Linked DNA regions of Homo sapiens: region 1 is linked to region 2. Evidence: chromatin contacts called from ENCODE Hi-C or POLR2A ChIA-PET data. All regions are on one chromosome and are shown on one strand. The core of a region is the stretch at or near the end of the contact, and the rest is flanking DNA. Distances in the headings are between cores, read along the strand shown.

The links. Hi-C counts contacts between places; a loop is a spot of excess contacts on that map. ChIA-PET counts read pairs that join two places held with the same protein, here RNA polymerase II (POLR2A). Pooled maps may share reads with other maps.
Region 1: a loop to region 2 is called in a pooled map, with 4 times the contacts of the local background. The contact joins the promoter of VAPA here to the enhancer-like site in region 2. A Hi-C loop is called at or near these places in 1 of 37 single-sample maps with no recorded cell type and 3 of 50 pooled maps. POLR2A ChIA-PET finds 5 or more read pairs at or near these places in 1 of 52 experiments (T-cell).

What each region holds. Positions count from the first base shown.
Region 1 is chr18:9,912,651-9,915,382 of GRCh38, reverse strand. VAPA (VAMP associated protein A) reads right to left here and starts at 1,367. Exons shown (of 6, transcript NM_194434.3): 1 at 1,048-1,367. The coding sequence starts at 1,126. LOC124904245 (a long non-coding RNA gene) reads left to right here and starts at 1,435. Exons shown (of 2, transcript XR_007066284.1): 1 at 1,435-1,671; 2 at 2,050-2,450. RefSeq lists an enhancer at 248-865 and silencers at 383-1,172, 1,383-1,432.
Region 2 is chr18:3,059,344-3,062,043 of GRCh38, reverse strand. No RefSeq gene overlaps it. Among named protein-coding and RNA genes, the nearest start is that of LPIN2, 48 kb to the right of the region's middle. RefSeq lists enhancers at 602-731, 1,099-1,393. Within about 2 kb of position 1,308, at least 8 of the 41 ENCODE cell types and tissues checked have a DNase peak (open chromatin) inside an H3K27ac peak, as active enhancers do.

The sequences.
Region 1 (2,732 bases), core at 118-2,617, 6.9 Mb before region 2:
CGACCAAAAGCCCCTGGGATTCTTCCAGGATCACCAAGTCAGACTAAAAAACTTATCACAGGCAGTACTACAAAAACCTACAAAGTTCCAGAGCTGGGTGACACCTTATCAGCCTTCTCAGGATCTGTCGGAAACCGCAAACGTAAAAGCAAAAAAGTCACACGCACTGAAGGTTTCTCAGCAGAGGAGCTCAACTAAAGGGCTAAATAAAAGCACGCGGGTGGCACACTGAAATGTCGTAGAAGGCAGGAAGCCCCGCTACTATGAACCTACAACTCTCCGTTTGCGGCTGACGCATCGCTCCTGCCCGCACGCACCTGGGTCCGTGCCAACAGCACCGGGCAGCCCTCGCCAGGCACCTCCAAGGACTCTCCACCTCCCCGGCGCGTCCTACACCTGACGGCCGAGTTCTAAACCTGGCGGAAAGGTGACAAGCGACGCCCTCCGCGGAACCCGAGGGCCGGCTGCAGCGAGCTCTCCCCGGGCCGGGGCAGGGGTCGGGGGGCGGCTCTCACTCCCAAGGGGTCCCGCGCCGTGCCCTAGCCTCCCCGCGCCGCTGACAGCCGGGAGCGGGCGACAGACGCAGCTTGCGCCACCTCCAGAGCCCACTCCCCGCCGCAGCCCAGAGCGCACGCCCTCGGGTGCCCAGCCGCCCACGCCCCGCCGAAGCACGCCGTCGGCCTCTGGGGCCAAGGACGCGGGCCCAGGCGGACCGCGGCGCGGGCGGGACCGGACGCCCAGGAGGCGCCCCCGCGGGACCGCAAGATGGCGGCGGCGGCGGCGCCAGGGCCGGGCTCCCCTCCGCCTCGCCCCGGCCGGCGCGCGCACCGCAGCGAGGGCGGGCGGGAGGGGATGAAGCGGGCCGGAGCAAGGGGCAGGCCGGCCGAGGTGGCGGCAAGAAAGCAGCCGGGAAAGGGAAGGCGCCGGGGCGTGGGGGAGGGGGCGCTCCCTCGGGCCAGGGCCGCGGACGTGCCCTCCGCGCCCCCCCGCCGACAGCCAGCGGTCCGCGCGCCCCACCCCACCCGGGGGTGTCCCCGTTCTGCCTACCTTTGAATTTGAGGTCTGTGGGCGGATCGAGGACCAGGATCTGCTCGTGCTTCGCCATGGCCCCTGAGGCGGACGCCATCGGAGAGACAGCGCAGAGCGGGGGCGCGCCCGCGGCGGCGGTTTGCTGACTGGGGGCGGGGGACGACGGCGGCGACGGCTCGGCCGAGCTCTAGGACGAGGCCAGGCTCGCGGCTCCCGAGCCCTAACGCCTGCCGCTGTGTCACCGGTTCGGTGGGCCACCCGCTGGGTCAGCAGCTCCGGGTCCCACAACTGACTCAACCCCACACCAGCCGCCACGGCCACGCGCACTTGCGAGCCTCGGCGACCCACGTGACGGCCTCTGCGTGCCTACGTGCGCGCCCCCGGCCGGGAGCTTCTAGCGCTTGTCCCGCCCTCCAGGCCGGCCTAGCGCGGCGCGGGGCTGCTGCGCCTGCGCGCTCGCGGCTTGCCGCGGCCCGGAGCGCAGCCCAGCTGTCAAGGGAACGGGTGTGGAAGGAGGCGGGGCAAAGGTCCGCGGGACCGACGCGATGCGCAGCGCAGGGCTGGAAGCGCAGTCCTCTGTCACCTTGAGCTCCGAGTACGGAACTAGAGAAACTGCTCTGGCAGCGCATCACACTCTTCCAAGTGGGAATGCCCAGTGGAAGGGACAAGTAGTAGTAGGGAAGCGCCCACTCACTACAACTCCCGGCATGCCCCCTGCGGGGCGGGGCCTTCGCCGAGGGCCTGGCCCTTTGCGGCCCTGCGCGGTGCTTGCTGGGAACTGTAGTAACGGCTGTTTGAGGGTGGAAAGGAGAGCTAGGTCTGTTGGAGGCAATGGGGTGGGGTTCGCGGACGCTAATTTTGGCTCTCAGAGCGCGTCTAGTTTGCGCTAAAAAAGAAAAAACTTGAAGACTGAAACGAGGCCCCAATGTTAGAAATATATTAATAAAATCTGCCCTGTGGAGAACAGGCGTGGGGGGATGTGTCCGTTTGCTCTAATTCTATCCAGTCCTCTGTTGGCAGGGCTGCATTCCCCGTGGTATCCAATTCAGCCTCTCCTGCTTCCTGAGTTCTCTCCAGTGATGCAAAATCAGATAAGGAAACACACCTCGTCTAGGAAGCAAGGGGAAATATGACAAAGCACACAGAAACTAGAAATAAAAGTCAAAAATCTACACCATCGAACCCAAATAATCTTCTTCAGTTTTAATGATGGACCCAAACCAAAACAGTTCTCACGTTCACATGTTAGAAACTAACTCCATCTGCATCACTTACGATAGGCTGTAGTAAACTGAACCAAATAAGAAAAATCCCAGCAGCAAACTTGCTGACAAAACTTTAGCCGATTGCCAGGGTAGTCCGGTACAGGAACGTCAAATGAAACCAATGTGCTGTAAATAAACCTTTATTGTATTTTGTGATACGGTTTGAATTTAAATCCCTAGGTAGCGCCACGAAACAAAAGACATATTGATGCTACTGCCATGGAGCAGCACAGTTTGTCTAGAAAATAAACGAGACGAAACAGCAGTCTAGAAGTAGGCACCAAATCCAAGTTTTCATGTGCGATCCAGGTATTAGGGTCCATCCAGGAACAGCCTGCTGGAATTGCTAGCCTGGCATTCACAGAAGATTGTGCCACCCACGAGGAATGTGTTTTCAGCCCTGAAATTCCTGGGAGTGAGAGGTGAAGCCAGCTGGAT
Region 2 (2,700 bases), core at 59-2,558:
CAGGCCGGGACTTCAGCCTGAGGCGTTACTAGTGCCCATGGTATCACACAAAAGCCACCCACTCTGCTTGCTAAGAGCTGGTTCTAAGCCGGGAGAAAAGGTGTTACATTGCTGAGCCAAACTGAAGCCAAGTGTTTCCTTTCAGAGACGAGGGGGACGTGTCCCAGAATCAGAGAGTGTTTTATTACATTGACTCTATTTTGGTTGTTCCAGGGCTCATCTTAGTTATCTAAATGTCCCTACTGAATGCACCCATAGTTGCCCACAGGAAGCCTCTCCAAGGAGACCCCCATGCCAACTGCAGTACATATGTGAATGCTCCCTCCATTTCCTTGTTCTTTACAGCTTAATATTCCCGGCTAGAAAGAGCTAACCAGTTCTCGGAACCCTCTTTGCTCACAGGCTTCTGTCAGTACAGGCACCTCTGGTTCATAAGCTTCCCACGCAGTCCGGAGACATTCTCCAGAATTTCACGAGAAGCGTGTGTCTTCCTTACACACTCAAAACCAGGAGCTGAATTGCAAGGAGGCATTTGGCTTCATGAAAGTGAAGACTGTGCAGAGAAAGAAGAGAAGCAACTCGTTGCGGGGGCAGAATCGAGAAATCTGAAATCCTCCTCTCAGGTGAAAGTTTCAGCAGCACTGAAGTACAGATGAAAAAATAATGAAAATGAAACCAATTCCTTGTTTTCATCTCAAAACAGAAAGAAAAAACAATTACCTCTACGTCATTCTATTAAAAACACGGGGCATTGCCTGGGCACGGTGGCTCACACCTATAATCCCAGCACTTCAGGAGGCCAGGAATTTGAGACCAGCCTGGGCAACACAGAGAGTCCCCGTCTCTACCAAAAACAAAAAATAAAAATAAATTAGCTGAGCATGGTGGCACATGACTGTAGTCCTAGCTACTTGGGAGGCTGAGATGGGTGGATGCTTGAGCCCAGGAGCTCGAGGCTGCAGAGAGCCATGATCGTGCCACCACTCTCCAGGCAGGGCAACAGCAAGACTCTGTCTCCAAAAAAGACAAACCATAAGATACCATTTCTTCCATTCATTCATTCATTCAACAAATATTTACTTGGTGTGGGTCAGGCCCTGTTCCCCCAGGCCCTTCTGACCTGCCATGGTAGAAAGCCCTCTGTCCCTAAAATTCCTGCCTTTTTGCCAGGTTTATGTCCAGCACAAGTGGAAAATCACCAACAGCTTTGACCTCTGAACAGACACTGCCGGAAGTCATGGAAGTGAACTGGGGTGAAGAATTGGTTTTTTCCATCTCACTCAAGTGTGGCAGGACAGTTGCTCTGTAGCACCGGCGGCCAGGAAGTGAGGGGGAAGAGGCAGGAAATGTGTATTGGCTTCTACACATAAACTTCGTATCTATAAAGAATGAGACTATTTTGTTTAAACGTTTTTAGTTGGAATGTTTCTCAATTTTGTATTTCTTGAGGCTCTTAATTTTGTTTCTTATCTGGGCTGCATTATGGTGGTTAACATTTCAAAAAGTGGTTGAGCATTTCTAACGCTGTGTAAAAAAAGATTGTTGCCTTTAAATACAAGGCAGCAAAGAAAAAGAAAAGCTGTAAGTAAAAATATAGGCCAGGCACCGTGGCTCACGCCTATAATCCCAGCACTTTGGGAAGCCGAGGTGGGTGGATCACCTGAGGTCAGGAGTTTGAGACCAGCCTGGCTAACATGGGGAAACTTTATCTCTACTAAAAATACAAAAATCGTCTGGGCGTGGTGGTGCACGCCTGTAATCCCAGCTACTTGGGAGGCTGAGGCAGGAGAATCATCTGAATCCAGGAGGTAGAGGTTGCAGTGAGCTGAGATTGCGCCACTGCACTCCAGCCTGGGCAACAGAGCGAGATTCCTTCTCAAAGAAAACATAAAAATATAAAAACATAATGATAATGAGAAGCCATTTTAGCTAGAGTAATAGAAAAAATTCATTTGCATTTTAAAATATGGTCATGCTAAAATCACTTTAGCTTTTAAATAGACACTTTGATGTCCCTGGTTCTACTAGAACCTGTCAGTGACATTTGAACAACTTTTATGAAGTAGAAGCAGATTGATCTCCTGCATAGCTAAGGTTCAGAGACAATTTGTCTCATTTTCACTCTATTTTGATAATACAAAACTAAAATAATGAGGAAATGTATCACCATAAGGCAGAGGTTATTAAGTGTTCAGACCTTTGTTGATAAATAATTTAAAGCAAAATAAGTCCAAAGACTAGGGGAAGTTAAAAAAAAAAAAACCCACATGTCACTTCAAATGTTTATTATAGTGGTATGCTGTAGAGTTATTGTTGTAAAGTATTGTTACTGTGTTATTTGTGTATTATATAGAGATATATAGAGATACAGTTGTTTATTATTGTTATAGTAATATTATCTTGTTTTATGGTTGTATATTATAGAGCTACAAACATAATAAAAATTAGAAAACTTGAAAGAAATTGTATAAAGGCCTTAATTCAGTGAGACGATTGGAACTGCTCTCATTTCTGTGGTAGCCACAGTAACAGAAATTCAGCGTGTCCTTTGTCAACACAGGAAGTTTGTTACAAAGACATCATTCAAAACAAGAGTCAAATTCTGGGAACTCCCTTTAAAATGAAAAGGGAAAAAAAATCAGAAAGAATTTACTTTTATAGCCTTTAAAGTACTTTTTGTAGAGATTAGGCTAGTCACTG